Regions from separate parts of the Homo sapiens genome. Here region 1 is linked to region 2. The links are chromatin contacts, found by Hi-C or POLR2A ChIA-PET in ENCODE. All regions are on one chromosome and are shown on one strand. The core of a region is the stretch at or near the end of the contact, and the rest is flanking DNA. Distances in the headings are between cores, read along the strand shown.

The links. Hi-C counts contacts between places; a loop is a spot of excess contacts on that map. ChIA-PET counts read pairs that join two places held with the same protein, here RNA polymerase II (POLR2A).
Region 1: a loop to region 2 is called in a map of ascending aorta, with 4 times the contacts of the local background. The contact joins the promoter of RBMS2 here to the promoter of MMP19 in region 2. A Hi-C loop is called at or near these places in 1 of 168 maps with a recorded cell type or tissue (ascending aorta). POLR2A ChIA-PET finds 5 or more read pairs at or near these places in 2 of 52 experiments (A673 and endothelial cell of umbilical vein).

Annotation. Positions count from the first base shown.
Region 1 is chr12:56,518,413-56,525,071 of GRCh38, forward strand. RBMS2 (RNA binding motif single stranded interacting protein 2) reads left to right here and starts at 3,408. Exons shown (of 14, transcript NM_002898.4): 1 at 3,408-3,677. The coding sequence starts at 3,612. RefSeq lists an enhancer at 3,843-4,586.
Region 2 is chr12:55,836,763-55,844,226 of GRCh38, forward strand. It overlaps MMP19 (matrix metallopeptidase 19), which reads right to left and starts at 6,174. Exons shown (of 9, transcript NM_002429.6): 1 at 5,982-6,174; 2 at 5,591-5,676; 3 at 4,344-4,474; 4 at 3,905-4,120; 5 at 2,734-2,979; 6 at 1,844-1,972; 7 at 1,081-1,245; 8 at 793-920; 9 at 1-612. The coding sequence starts at 6,068. The coding sequence ends at 274.

The DNA of each region.
Region 1 (6,659 bases), core at 2,158-4,657, 680 kb after region 2:
TTTGCCATGTTGCCCACATTGGTCTTGAACTCCTGGACTGAAGCAATCTGCCCACCTCAGCCTCCCAAAGTGCTGGGACATTTTTCAGCTACATTTTGGGGTTGACCTAGCCCCTACTCCTTCACCTTGGACACTTGTTTAAAAGAGTTGTTTTTCTGGAGAAATCACAAACAAGCCTATATTGAATCAGGTACAAATGTCTCTTCCCCAAAGAAGTTACAGATAACTCTCATTTTGCTTTTTTCCCTTCAAAACAATTCCTGAGTGCTGGGTTCATGAGAACCAAGAATTAGAGAGGCATTGACTAAATCTGGAAAAATGTGGGCAATGTAATGGGCAAAGCAGAAGGGCGTCAAAGTAAATACACTGGAGGAAGTAGGATTCTTCCTCCTCCCGTATACTTCCTGAATCTAACCACAGAACACCATTACCTTCCCCATCATTTCCACAGAATTCCATAACTCCTTTACAAATATACTCACCTGTAATGCCAGCAGTTTTGGAGACTGAGGTGGGCAAATTGCTTGAGCTGAGGAATTCAAGACCAGCCTGGGCAACATGATGAAACCCCGTCTCTACCAAAAAAAAAAAAATTACAAAAGTTAGCCAGGTGTGGTGGTGCATGCCTGTAGTCCCAGCTACAGGGTGGGGAGGGGTGGGATGGGTGTGAGGATCACCTGAACCTGGGGAAGTCAAAGCTGCCTGTTGTGAGCCGTGATTGTGCTACTGCACTCCAGCCTAGGTGACAGAGTGAGACCCTGTCATAAAAAAAAATATATGTTTATAATACATATACTCACCAGAATGAAGGATTTAGTTTCCAGTTTTGTTGGTGCTCTTTAACATAATACACCTTTGGCATCAGTTTGCATATCCGGGTCATTTTACTTCTGTGGTCCTAATTTACCAGATTATAAAAATTTAGATTTTTCGGTCGGGTGCCGTGGTTCACACCTGTAATCCCAGCACTTTGGGAGGCCAAGGCGGGTGGATTGCCTGAGGTCAGGAGTTCGAGACCAGACTGGCCAACATGGTGAAACCCCGTCTCCACTAAAAATACAAAAATTAGCTGGGCGTCGTGGCACATGCCTGTAGTACCAGCTACTCAGGAGGCTAAGGCGGGAGAATCGTTTGAACCCGGGAGGCAGAGGTTTCAGTGAGCCAAGATTGCACCACTGCACTCCAGCCTGGCGACAGAGTGAGACTCTGTCTCAGGGGGAAAAAAAAAAAGTAGAAAGAAAAATTAGACTTAAAAAAAAAGTTAAATTGGGTTGATTGCCTTTATGAATCAGGCCTTCAAGAGAAAGGTTTCTGTACCACATTGTTAGGGTAAAGGAGAAGATATCATCCAAGGGCCTAAACAGCAAGGATAAATTGGTTAATGAGAGTCTCTGAGAGCAGAAAAAGGACTTAAAAAAATATATATATATATATATATGGGCCGGGCGCGGTGGCTCACTCCTGTAATCCCAGCACTTTGGGAGGCCAAGGCGGGCAGATCACCTGAGGTCGGGAGTTTGAGACCAGTCTGGCCAACAAGACTACTAAAAATACAAAAAAATTAGCCGGGCATGGTGGCGCATGCCTATAGTCTCAGCTACTCGGGAGGCTGAGGCAGGAGAATCGCTTGAACCCGGGACGCAGAGGTTGCGGTGAGCCAAGATAGCACCACTGCACTCTAGCCTGGGCAACAGAGCAAGACTCTGTCTCAGAAAAAAAAAAAGATATCACTGAGTGATGCCTTCATTTATTTATTTACTGCATTTGGCTGCTGTGTTTCCAGTCTCAGTTGCAATTCCCACACTGAGGCTCTCCCACCCTTCCTGTGTCCCCTGAGCTGAGCAGGCACTTCCTGTCCTATTGGAAATGAAAGTTAGAGATTGGGGGTAGGGTATGTATATTTACTCTGCAGAATACTAATACTGTCTGTTCCATTATCATAGCAAAAAAGTGACACGGAAACTAGAATAGAGACCAGAACTTCATTTGAGGGAGGGTTTGGGCTTAATATTTGTTGTCACAAAACAGACAGGGTTAATTTATATCTCAAGAAACTACTTAGGATGGCAGCAAGGTGGCCTTATGAAGGGATTTGAAGGCTTTCATTTAACATCCCTATTGCACTTGGATTGGTAGGGGTTACTGGATATCATTCTTAAGTTTTTGGTTTCCTTTCTTGTTAAGGTTACGCCTACAAAGACATTCTTTGGAAACTAGTAGAGGTAAGTGTTGCAACTCTATTAGGTTCTTGACTCTGAAATTTGTATTCCTTCCTAAGAATTTTGTGTTTTTATTCTGTTGAAGCATATGCTTCTTAAGTATTTTTTTTTTTTAAACAGCTCAAAGACAACTCAAAGCAGACATCCCAACTGTAGACTTCAATTTAGACATAAACTCCAGGTTTGGTGAGTTACTGTAATTGTTTCAGTTTCATGGATCTTAAAGATGAGGAAATAGCAGGGTAAAGTGTTAAATAAGATAGCCTGCAATTGTTAGAGAAATAACAAGGCACCAAGTTTCATGATATAGTCCAGTCTGATAATTCCTTCTTAAGTATGAACTCATTCCTCGGAGAATCTGAAATAGGAGTGAGGGGCATCAGCCCATTGGTATGACCCAAGAGAAACACATCTAAGGATCTGAAACTAGTTATACCCCATACTCTGTTTTGCTTAGCTCTGCTCTTTGGTGTGTTCCTCTGTTTGTTCCTTTGTACATTAAGATCACTATAAATGGGCCAGGGGTGGTGGCTCATGCCTGTAATCCCAGCACTTTGGGAGGTTGAGTGGGTGGATCACTTGAGGTCAGGAGTTCGAGACCAGCCTGGCCAAGATGGCGAAACCCCGTCCCTACTAAAAAATACAAAAATCAGCTGGGTGTGGTGGTGGTCACCTGTAATCCCAGCTACTCGAGAGGCTGAGGCAGGAGAATTGCGGAAGGTGGAGGTTGCAGTGAGCCGGATCCGGGATTGCACCACTGCACTTCAGCCTGGGTGACAGACTAAAACTCTGTCTCAAAAAAAAAAAAAAAAAATCACTGTAAGTGTAAAGTAGGGGAAGCCCTGAGCTTATCTCACACACTCTAACTCTGTTTTTTTTTTTTTTTTTTTTTGCGTGTTCTCCAAGGCAATGTCTCAGGAGCCCCTTTAAAATCAAGCTTGAAATCTTATAGCTGAGATCTAAGGGTGGAAATAAAGCCCTCATTGTCTTTATATGAGAATCGGAACTTGTTCATAGAGGAAAGGGGATAAATTTGAAAGGGGTTAGACCTAAGAACTCTTCTTTCTAGCTTTAACTCCTGAGACTATGAAAAACAAACAAAAAAAAACATCTTGGGCATTAGGACCCAGTGGAAGTGCCTCTGCCTCATTCAGACTCTGTTAACTTCTCTCAGTGACGTAAAGGAGCAGCCCGAGCTCATTCTCTGCCCGCAGCCCCCCTTCATCTCTCTCCTCCTGCTCCTTTTCTCCTCCTTTCTCCTCCCCCTCCCTTTTTTCCTCCCTCCCTCTCCCCCTTTCCCTCGCTCCCCTCCTCCCTCCCTCCCCGTCTTTCTTACCCCCTCCCTTTCTCTCTCTCTCTCTCTCTCGCTCGTTCCCTAACATTAAAGAGAAAATGCTGCTATCCGTGACTTCCAGGCCCGGGATTTCGACTTTTGGCTACAATAGAAACAACAAGAAGGTAGGGAAAAGCGCTTTTTTGGTATCTAGCTACTTCTTTTTCTGGGGATCTTGCAATGCCCTTGGTTTTTACATTCTTTTTAAAGAGGGGAAGGGGCTTCCTCTCTCAAGATTCCTAATTCCTCACCGCGCTTCTCCCTTTTCCACTACTGCTTTCTGCATCTTTCCTCAACTGGTTCTGGAGTTCAGGGAACTTTCAGTCTCTGCGAGGCCTGAAAAGACAGGGGAATTAAAAACAAATCAAGCTTGCAAGTTTGTATCCTTATGAAATGAAGTTAGTTTGACTTCCTGCTGATGTATCAATCTCCACAAGGATAATATGTCATTTCAGACCCTGTCCCCCAGTCCACCCCACCCCACAAGATTATTTTATTTTTTGATTAACTGTTTCCATTCTCTCCCCAACCTTCCCTCCTACCCATACCACCAGTAGTATTAGATAGCTGAAATCATAGATAGTCAGAGAAACCACAACAGTTTATCAAGAGCTGGGTATACTCTTCTAGACTACAGATCCTACCCCACCCAGCCTATAGAGAAGGAGTCTTGAGAGACATCGCACCTTGGGATTAAGGCACAGAGCGCTGTGATACTTTGGATCTTGTATTTGAACTGATACTTGGACCTCTGCAGATAGCCAGACTTTGCAGTGATCCTAGGAGTCTTTATGATTAACCCATGGCTGCCAGAGAATTGTGCTGTCCTTGGGCACATGGGGAGAGATGGACAATCTTGTCCATATTTGACAAGGAATATATTTGGCAGTTTCTGGCATTTCAGGGCGCACAGCATACTGATTAGGAGGAATTTCATGCTGTAGCAGGAAGAAGACTCTTTACCCTCTCTTTGTGTTGTAGCTGTTCTTTGAAGAAAAAATGTGACATAGACATTTAGGGAATCTTTTGCTCATCTAATGGAATGTTGGAGGGTGAGGAACGATTCCTGCTGCTTTCTCATGTACCTAATGAGACCATTAGAGGTGGATTTAAACACAAGTGTCTGATCAATGCAGTGGGTAAATGTTTAGACCCAAAACACTTAATGTTGATTTATGGGCTTAGTCTGTGTGGTACTCATTTTGTTTATATCCTGAAGAAATATGGGTAGAGGGGAGAGGAAATGGGGAGCTATAGGTCAGAGGATACAAAGTAGTAGATATGTAGGATGAACAAATCCTGAGATCCAATGTACAACATGAGGACTATAGATGATAAAGTTGTACTGTATATGGGATTCATGCTAAATGAGCAGACTTTAGCTCCTCTTGCCACAAAAAGAAACAAAAGGGACAATTATGTGGGATGATTAATTTACTTCACTATAGTAACCTTTCTACTATCTATATGTATCCCGTAACATGTTGTATACCTTAAATATACACAATAAAATTTACTTTAAAAAAGAAATGAGGCTGGGCATGGTGGCTTATGCCTGTAATCCCAGCACTTGGGAGGCCAAGGTGGGTGGATCACTTGAGGTCAGGAGTTCGAGACCAGCCTGGTCAACATGGTGAAACCCCAAATTAGCTGGGCTTGGTGGCACGCGCCTGTAATCCCAGCTACTCAGGAGGCTGAAGCAGGAGAATCACTTGAACCTGGGGGACAGAGGTTGCAATGAGCCAGGATTGTGCCACTGCACTCCAGCCTGGGTGACAGAGCAAGACTCCATCTCAAAAAGAAATGAAATATGAGTTTATACACATTTGTTGGTTATCAATATATGTTTATATGTACATATACTGACATCCCTTTATCAAATATATGTATAGATAATACATTATATATTATACGTATATATTTGAAAGGGAAATATTTCACATGTCTTTATTCTTTTCAAACCTTGTAGAGTACCATGTGAAAATTTCTTTCCTGATTTTTTTCCCTCCTAGTTCTCTCAGGTTACCCAGAACTCATTAAAATAAAATGAATTCCCAAAATGAATTGCTTCCCTATTAGAGGTTTCACGTATTTGAAGCTATCTAAAAATCTCTTTTTGCTCTCTGCTCCCTCTCCCACCTTGGAGTATAGGAAAAAGTTAATTAGCTTCTAAATCTAGGATAGTATAGGGGACAAGAGGTATGGTTGTGGGTTTGGGTTGAAATCTCTTAGTAAGGTTTGACAATTCAGGAATTGTTGGAATTGGTTGGGGAGGATAGGTAGATACATAATTACTAATTACTAATGTATTTGTCAATTCTTTGGGTTCTTATAAGTCAATGTTATGATCAGATGTAAGGATGCTGTATCTGTGCATCACTCTGTGGCCATGCATATGACTCCTTTTGTGCCTATATAAGTTTGTGAACGTGGAGGGTTTTCATATTTTTATTTTTACTTTTTTTTTTTTTGAGATGGAGTCTCGCTCTGTCACCCAGGCTGGAGTGCAGTGGTGTGATCTCAGCTCACTGCAGCCTCCGCCTCCCAGGTTCAAGCAATTCTGCCTCAGCCTCACAAGTAGCTGGAACTACAGGAGTGCCACCACACCCGGACAATTTTTTTGTGTTCTTAGTAGAGACGGGGTTTCACCATGTTGGCCAGGCTGGTCTCAAACTCCTGACCTCAAGTGATCTGCCCTGCCTTGGACTCCCAAAGTGCTGAGATTATACTTTGAGTCACCAAGCCTGGCCCATATTTTTATTTATTTATTTGAGATGGAGTCTTGCTCTGTCGCGCCCAGGCTGGAATGCAGTGGCGTGATTTCGGCTCACTGCAACCTCCGCCTCCTGGGTTCAAGTGATTCTCCTGCCTCAGCTTTCTGACTAGTTGGGATTACAGGTGCCCGCCACCACGCCCAGCTAATTTTTTTGTATTTTTAGTAGAGACGGGGTTTCATCATGTTGGTCAGGCTGGTCTTGAACTCCTGACCTCAGGTAATCTGCCTGCCTCGGCCTCCCAAAGTGCTGGGATTACAGGCATGAGCCACTGCGCCTGGCCCCATATTTTTATTTTTATTTTACTTAATTTTTTTCCTCAACACTAGATGA
Region 2 (7,464 bases), core at 4,924-7,423:
GAAATGGAGTTGGGGGCCAAATCTAAGTTAGGGGATCTGAGTTAGGGGAGCACTTCTCAGGAGTGAAAATGCACAGGAAAGTGGTGGCTGGAGTTGGAAGTGTTAGAGGCCTGAGATCTACGGTCTTGCGCCTGCTACAGCACCTGCAAGGTTCTACTGAGCAGACAGGTATTTCATTCAGCTATTAGGCCTTAGGCTTCTGGGGGGGAAATGAAAGGGTGGGTGGTGGAGCCTCAGGGGTTAATGTCCAAGATTGTGTCTGTGGGTGAGCAGTCAGTATTCAAACGTGGTTTCTGTGGCTGAGAGAGTGGTATCCAAGGTTATGCCCGTACCTGAGGGAGTGGTATTCCCACCTGATGGGGTAGTGTCTATAGTCCGGGGACGACAGTGCATCCAGTTGTGGGAAATATTTCTGGGATAGCCTTTCTCTACTCGAAGCTGCTGGTTGAGGCGCCAGTAGACTTTGCCCTTGAAGAAGTAGACTCGGCCATCTTGCCAACTCATAGCAGCCGAGGGCTGGTTTGGCACTCCCGTAAACAAACCCTTGATTGGTTTGGGGTAGCTGCTGAAGTCAGTTCGGGCTAGCTCGTCCCACTGCCAGTACCCGGAGCCCTGGATATGGGATGGGTGGGGAGAGGGGAGAGGAAGAGGAGAGAGCTTAGGACCCCCAGGGGTCCACCCCCAGCCCACTGCAGCTGCAGAACATCTCCCTTCAAGCGCAAGCTTTGCTTCTCAGTATAAGGTAGCCCACTCCTCCTAAGAAGGGATTTGCCCTTGCTTTGAACTTTATACCTTAAAGAGGAACACCTTTTGGTTGAGAGGCCAATAGAGAGCTGCATCCAGGTTAGGTTCTACCCTATTCAGCTTCTTGGGGAAGCCAGGAGACATCTTGAAATTAATGTAGCGCCACACCTTGTCTCCTGAGAGCATGTGAGGAAAGAACAAGTCACCTCTGTCCTCAGGTGATAGCTTTTGGTCTCCTCCGGTCCACCTATTCAGAAACTTCTCATCTCCCTCCCTTTTATAGTTTCTTTAAGATTAGGCCCTCCTCAAGTAAGACACTGTAACTAGCCTCCTTACCCTTAAAGAAGTGAATCCATTGTGTTCGAGGCGAGTAGACAGCAGCATCCAGGTTTCCGGGGAGCCCCTCCCAAAGGGCAGACACTCGGAACAAGGGGCCCGGTCCTGAATCTGATACAGTCCACACATAGTCCCCCTTGAAAGCATAGGTCTTCCCACGGGGCCCTGAGCGTAATGGTGTGTCAACAAGTCAAAAAGACAGAGGTCAAGTAGACAGAAACTTGGGGGTATCTCAGGCTGACTAACAATTTGCCCTCTCCCTGCAGGCTGATTCTTCAAAAATTCATTCAACTTTAATTCAAAGAGAAAATTAAAGGCAGACAAAGAGGACTCAGAATGCTTTGTTGCTCAGAGCGTTTCAGCTTTGGTCCACTCAACAAAACAAAAGCCCTGCAGATAGCTATTCCTCCTTAGGAACCTCACCCTCCCCTCCAAGTGGCTTCCTAGTTGTCCTTCCAACCAGGTGCACCCTCTCTAACAGGCAATCTGGGTAATATAGTTTTCTCCATCTTGCTGCATTTCCAGATGTGTTCTAGTGGCCCTTAGAGCGTGGCAGCCTTGGTAAGTGCCTGCCTAAGCCACCTTTAATTTGGCTCCGAACTCTCCCTCCCCATGTCACATGTCTCCTTCCATGGTCATTAATGCCTGGGGTCTAACCTCCATTGCTCATGCTGAAGTCCCATGTCACTCCCATTTGTCCAGGCCTCAGGATCAGCAGGCTGCCCCCACCGCCTGCCAACAGCCTGGAGGGGAGGGGCCTCACCCAGCATCATGGCATCCAGTTCACTACTGCAAGGGTCTGGCATGGGACTGGGTTCTGTGGGCACTGGGGGCACAGTGGGCAGCTCTGTCTCTTCTTCTTCCTCATCCCTTATCACTGGACTCTTCTTGCCTATAAGGTAAAGTAATGCTGCTTAGGGAGAGAACTCACAGCACCTGTCCTCCACACCAGTCTCCTGTAAGTTTTGCTCAGAGTCCCCATACAGAGGGGAAAAGGGAATCCTAGAGCGTTTTCATTTGTGGTAGGCAATATTATGTTGATATCAGCGGGAGACACGTTCTAGGTTTGAGAGACACCAGAAAGGGAGAAGGAGGATTGTTAAAATGTGCATTCTTGCCGGGTGTGGTGGCTCACGCCTATAATCCTAGGACTTTGGGAGGCTGAGGCGGGTGGATTGCCTGAGCTCAGGAATTTAAGACCAGCCTGGGCAACATGGTGAAACCCCATCTCTACTAAAATACAAAAACAATTAGCTGGGCGTGGTTGCGTGTGCCTGTAATCCCAGCTACTTGGGAGGCTGAGGCAGGAGAATGGCTTGAACCCGGGAGGCGGAGGTTGCAGTGAGCCAAGATCATGCCATTGCACTCCAGCCTGGGTGACAGAGTGAGGCTCTATCTCAAAAAAAAAAAAAAAAAAAAAGAAGGTGCATTCTCCATCCCCAAGCATGGGTGTAAGGAGAGAGGCCTGGAAGGAAGATTAGACATAGAAGAGTCTGAGAAAAACTGCTCCTGAAAATGAAGAAGCCTGAGTAACTGGGCTGGAGGAGAAGAAAGACACTAAGCTATATCCCTACATGGAGGCTAGACCTGTCTCTTCAAGCCTTGACGTGGGAGTCAGACTGACCCTCCCCCTCACTAGGGGGAGGGACTGACCATAGAGAGCCTGGATCCCTGCCACATCATCTGGGTGCAGCTTAAAGTGGGGCCGGTAGCCCTCGTAGACTGGGGCCATGAGGGCCTGGGAATATCGGGAGTGCCCAAGCCCCAGAGCATGGCCCACTTCATGGGCTGCAATGATGCGCAGGTTCACCCCACGGTAGGTCCCCTCAGTCCAGAACTCGTCTTCGTCGAAGTGCACACTGCCCAGCTCTGGGATGTCGGCATGGGCCAGGACTCTCCCTGGACAAAGGCAAAGGTGAACAGGAAGGAGGTCAGAGCCCGCTAGGCTAGAGCACACCCTGCCTATTATAAACTCTAATTAATGCATACCTTTAAAATTCCCCCAGCTATGTTCACTGTCTCTTGGATGCTTCTTTCTCCCCTTTCAGATTCCCCTGTCATCACCCAGTTCTCTCAGGAATGCCCATCACTGTCCCTTACCTTCCCAGCCACTCCCTGCTCTCTGACCCAGTCCTCTCTGGCCCATACCTCTAAGGTATGCCTTGAACAGGGGAACTTAAGGGAGAAAAAGAAGCATAGGCAGCCAGGGGTGATGGCTCACACCTGTAATCCCAACACTTTCAGAGGCCAAGGCAGGAGGATTGCTTGAGTACAGGAGTTTAAGACCAGCCTGGGCAACATAGCAAAACTTCATCTCTACAAAAATTAGCCAGGTGTGGTAGTGTTTGCCTGTAGTCTCTACCTGGGAGGCTGAGGCGGGAGGATCACTTGAGCCTGGGAGGTTGAGGCTGCAGTGAGCCATGATTGTGTCACTGTACTCCAGTCTGGGCAACAGAGTGAGACTGTCAAGCAAGCAAGAGAGAGGAAGGAAAGAAGGGAGGGAGGGAGGGAGGGAGAGAAGGAAGGAAGGGAGGGAGGGAGGGAGAGAGAGAAGGAGAGAAGGAAGGGAGGGAGGGAGAGAAGGAAGGGAGGGAGGGAAGGAGAGAGAAGGAGAGAAGGAAGGGAGGGAGGGAGGAAGTTTCAAACAGGAGGCTCCATGTAGATGACCAACTGCGCCCGTGCTCCCGTTAGGAGGTAATTAGAGAGCGTATGGTGCAGGTGGGATAAAGAGCAGCCCAAACATCAAGGTTCTAGAGTCACTGGTTCAAGGAGACAGAGGTAATCTCAGAGGTCTATGAGGTGGGAACTGAGAACTGTTGCCTACCAGGCCCATCAAAAGTATTGGAACAGTACGAGCTTTGGCGGCCATGGAAGGAGAGGCGGATGTCAGCCGCACCAGCCTGCACCTCTTGGAAGGTCAAGGGAGCCACATTGCTCCAGTCCTGGAAGGCTTGACGCAGGGCTGCCCGGGCTGTGTGGGGTGGAAGGGTGGAGGGCAGGTTCAAGATGCGGAAAGTCAGGTGCTTCTTTCTCCAGCGGCCTAGTTAATGACCAGAAAACAGATTAGAAATACAGATCCTTCTGCCAACCCCAGAGAGCTCCTCTGGGTTTAGGCACTCAACCCCCAAGACAGGTGACAACCAGGTAATCACCAGGTGATTATCTATTCAACACTGAGCTGGTCCAGACTGTCCTAATGCCACCCACACGCCAGAACCACATCACCCCCTCCTCTCCCTCTCTTTTCCAGGCTCTGTTCTCACCCAGCAACAGGTATTTAAGGGTCTTCTGGTTGAAGGGATCCTCTAGGCCACAACGAGGCTGCCTCATGCGGGCCCTTGTGGCATCATCCAGCTGACCTGAGACTGGAAGTTCAGATGCTTCCTGAAAAGCTCTGAAGGAGGGAGAGGGATGGGTCTACCAGGACAGGAAAATCTGAAATGACTGGGAGATGATTGCTCTTTGACTTCCTGCTGCCCAAGTTCATGGCCAAGAATAGCACAGAATCCCTGAAGCTGACAGGGTTACTCCAGCCTCCAGTCCTCATAACTGGGACTTTCTCTTCTGTTCTGCAGAAATGGAGATACTCCAGCTTCATCTCCCCATTTTCAGTGTCTTTTATTTGAGTAAGTTTGCCCTCAGGTGTAGCCTTCCTCCTCTACTGCAATCTTCCTTCCTTCCTTCCTTCCTTCCTTCCTTCCTTCCTTCCTTCCTTTCTTTTTCTTCTCTCTTTCTTTCTTCCTTTCTTTCTTTTTTGGTAGAGATGGGGTCTCATTATGTTGCCCAGGTTGCTGTCAAACTTCTGGGCTCAAGCAATCCCCCTGCCTGGATCTCCCAAAGTGCTGGGATTACAGGCGTGAGCCACCATGCCCAGCCCCTCTACTGCAATTTCTAACCTTCTCCTACTCTGTGGAGGTGTCTGGCTCCCCTGCTCTGGAGAGCTTTCCACTAGTGCTCCCACCTGACAGCCTGTCCTCCTTCAGCCTTCTCCCTTCCTGAATGGATACCCGTCCCAGCCCAGCTTGCCCTGGAGCAATTTCATCCATCTATGGACTGTCATAGGGCCTAGGGGCTTTTCAAGGGACCTGAACATATCTGAGAGCAGAAAGAAAAATAATCCATTACATCAACATATAAAACTATAAAATAGAAATAAATAAGTACCAAATTGAAGGCCCACAAAAGGTAATAGCATGTCAACAACTCAACTCAGTTTTACATATCATTACACTTTATGTGGACTATAACTAAATATTAGTATTTGAGATATGATGTGGGTAGAGACTCCAAAGGAATGCTTATGGCCTAGGAAGATCCAATGCCTGTATTCCTCATCTGTGAATCCCCATCTCACCCCATGCCCCACCACCATAATAATGATCGCCACCCATCTCTAAATCCCTGGCATGGTTTAGGGTCAGGAGGAGGTGGGCCTGGGGAGAGGAAGGGATGAGAAGGAAGAAGACCTTGAGACCTTAGCCCTAAAGGCATACACCTCATAGCTTCTCACCTCAGAGCCTCGGTGATATCTTCTGGCTTGAAGTTATTAGATCCTTCTAGAGGCTTCTGTAGGTACCCATATTGTGACAGGTAGTCCTATGATGGGAGTGGAGGTAAGCAGGTTAAAAGGGGGTTAGTCTCAGAGTAAAGCTTCTAAGTGACCTAACAGATCCATCAGGAGAGGAGGGACCTGATATGGAAGCACTAATGGAGAAGCACCTTAGAGAAGGGGCTCAGGTGGAACAAGGGGAAGCAGCGGGAGATGGGCAGGGTAGACCATGGGGCAGAGAGAGCAAGGGAAAGGCAGGCAGGCTGAAGGTCAGGAGGGAGGCTTCGATGGGGCTGTGGAGCAGTAACCCCTGTCCCTCCGCTGGCCCAGGTCTCTTTCTTGGGGGACTTACCACAGGCGCCACCTCTGCAAGCCCCAGGACCCGGCCTGAGACTGTCATGGGGAGTAGGAAGCCCAGCCACAGCTGCTGGCAGTTCATGGTCCCACCAGACGAGAGCTCCAGAGGCTGTCCGTGCCTCTGACCTGAGATTTCTGGGAGCCTTGGGGGAGCAGTGCTAGGCAGAGGGGCTCTTACCCCCAGTTCTTTTTACTCTCCAGCCTCTAGTCCTCTTTATAACAGCTGAGGGGAATTTGGGGGAGAGGCAGAGGGAGGTGACTCAGCCAAGAGATATGTTGCAATTCACCATTAACCCTTGCCCTACCAGAGAGCGGAAGCCAAAGAGAGTTCCCAATCGCTTCCCTCAGAGTCCTCTGCTGGAGATGGAAAAACTTCATACTGCCCTAGGGTGAGCATCCAGGCAGGACGAGAACCAGAATCTCTGGAGAGACTAGAGATAGGGATCATGGACATCCCCTGGAATTAGACATCAATGTGCCTCAGGGACCCTGGGCCAGCAAATCACTCCGCCCCTACCTTTGAGTCTCCCTAGAATAAGCTGAGAGGTAGGAAACAGCTGAGGTAGCTTGGGTTTCAGGTGAAGGAGTCAAGCGTGAAGTCTCAGTTTCTTTGTACCCAAGACCAAGTTGGGAATATAGATGCTCCTGCAACCTACTTATGTCTGCTTTAATAAAAAGTCATTATTTCAAGAATCTAATGAGCCTGGAATATGTGGGTGTAGGTGGGACTTAACAAGGGCACAAATAAGTAAAGGGCCCAGAGCCTACCCTCAGGGAGCTTACGGATCCAGTGAGGCAGATCCAGACACCTGGGAAGAGGGGAGCCAGCGTGCCAGGCCAGAGGTGATTCACCCTAAGGGGCTTGGGGCTGGGGGGAGGTTTGCTGAGAAGTCAGGCTTTGAGATGGGCTTTGAAGGCCAGCTAAGAATTGATGGGGTAAGGCCAGGCATGGTGGCTCGCTCCTGTAATCCTAGCACTTTGAAAGGCTGAGGTGGGTGAATCACTTGAGATCAAGAGTTCGAAACCAGCCTGACCAACATGGTGAAACCTTGTTTCTACTAAAAATACAAAAATTAGCCAGGTATGGTGGCGGGCGCCTGTAATCCCAGCTACTCGGCAGGCTGAGGCAGGAGAATCACGTGAACCCAGGAGGCAGAGGTTGCAGTGAGCTGAGATCACACCATTGCACTCCAGCCTGGGCAACAGAGCAAAAACTCCATCTCAAAAAAAAAAAGAATTGATAGGGTAAAAGGATACTGAGAGACAGACAGTGCAGGTCTTGAGTAAAAGTGCAGAGCTGAGAGACTGCTGTACTCAGTAAGTCAGAAGGGTCACGACTGCTTCATTCACCACTGAAGCCCGAGTGCCTACCCCAGGCCACCTCCATGCTTTCGAGGCTGTGCTTAATAAATCACTGTCAAAGAATGACCAGGGTGGGAAAGTGGTTGGGAGACAGAATTTGGAGAGGGCCTTAAATG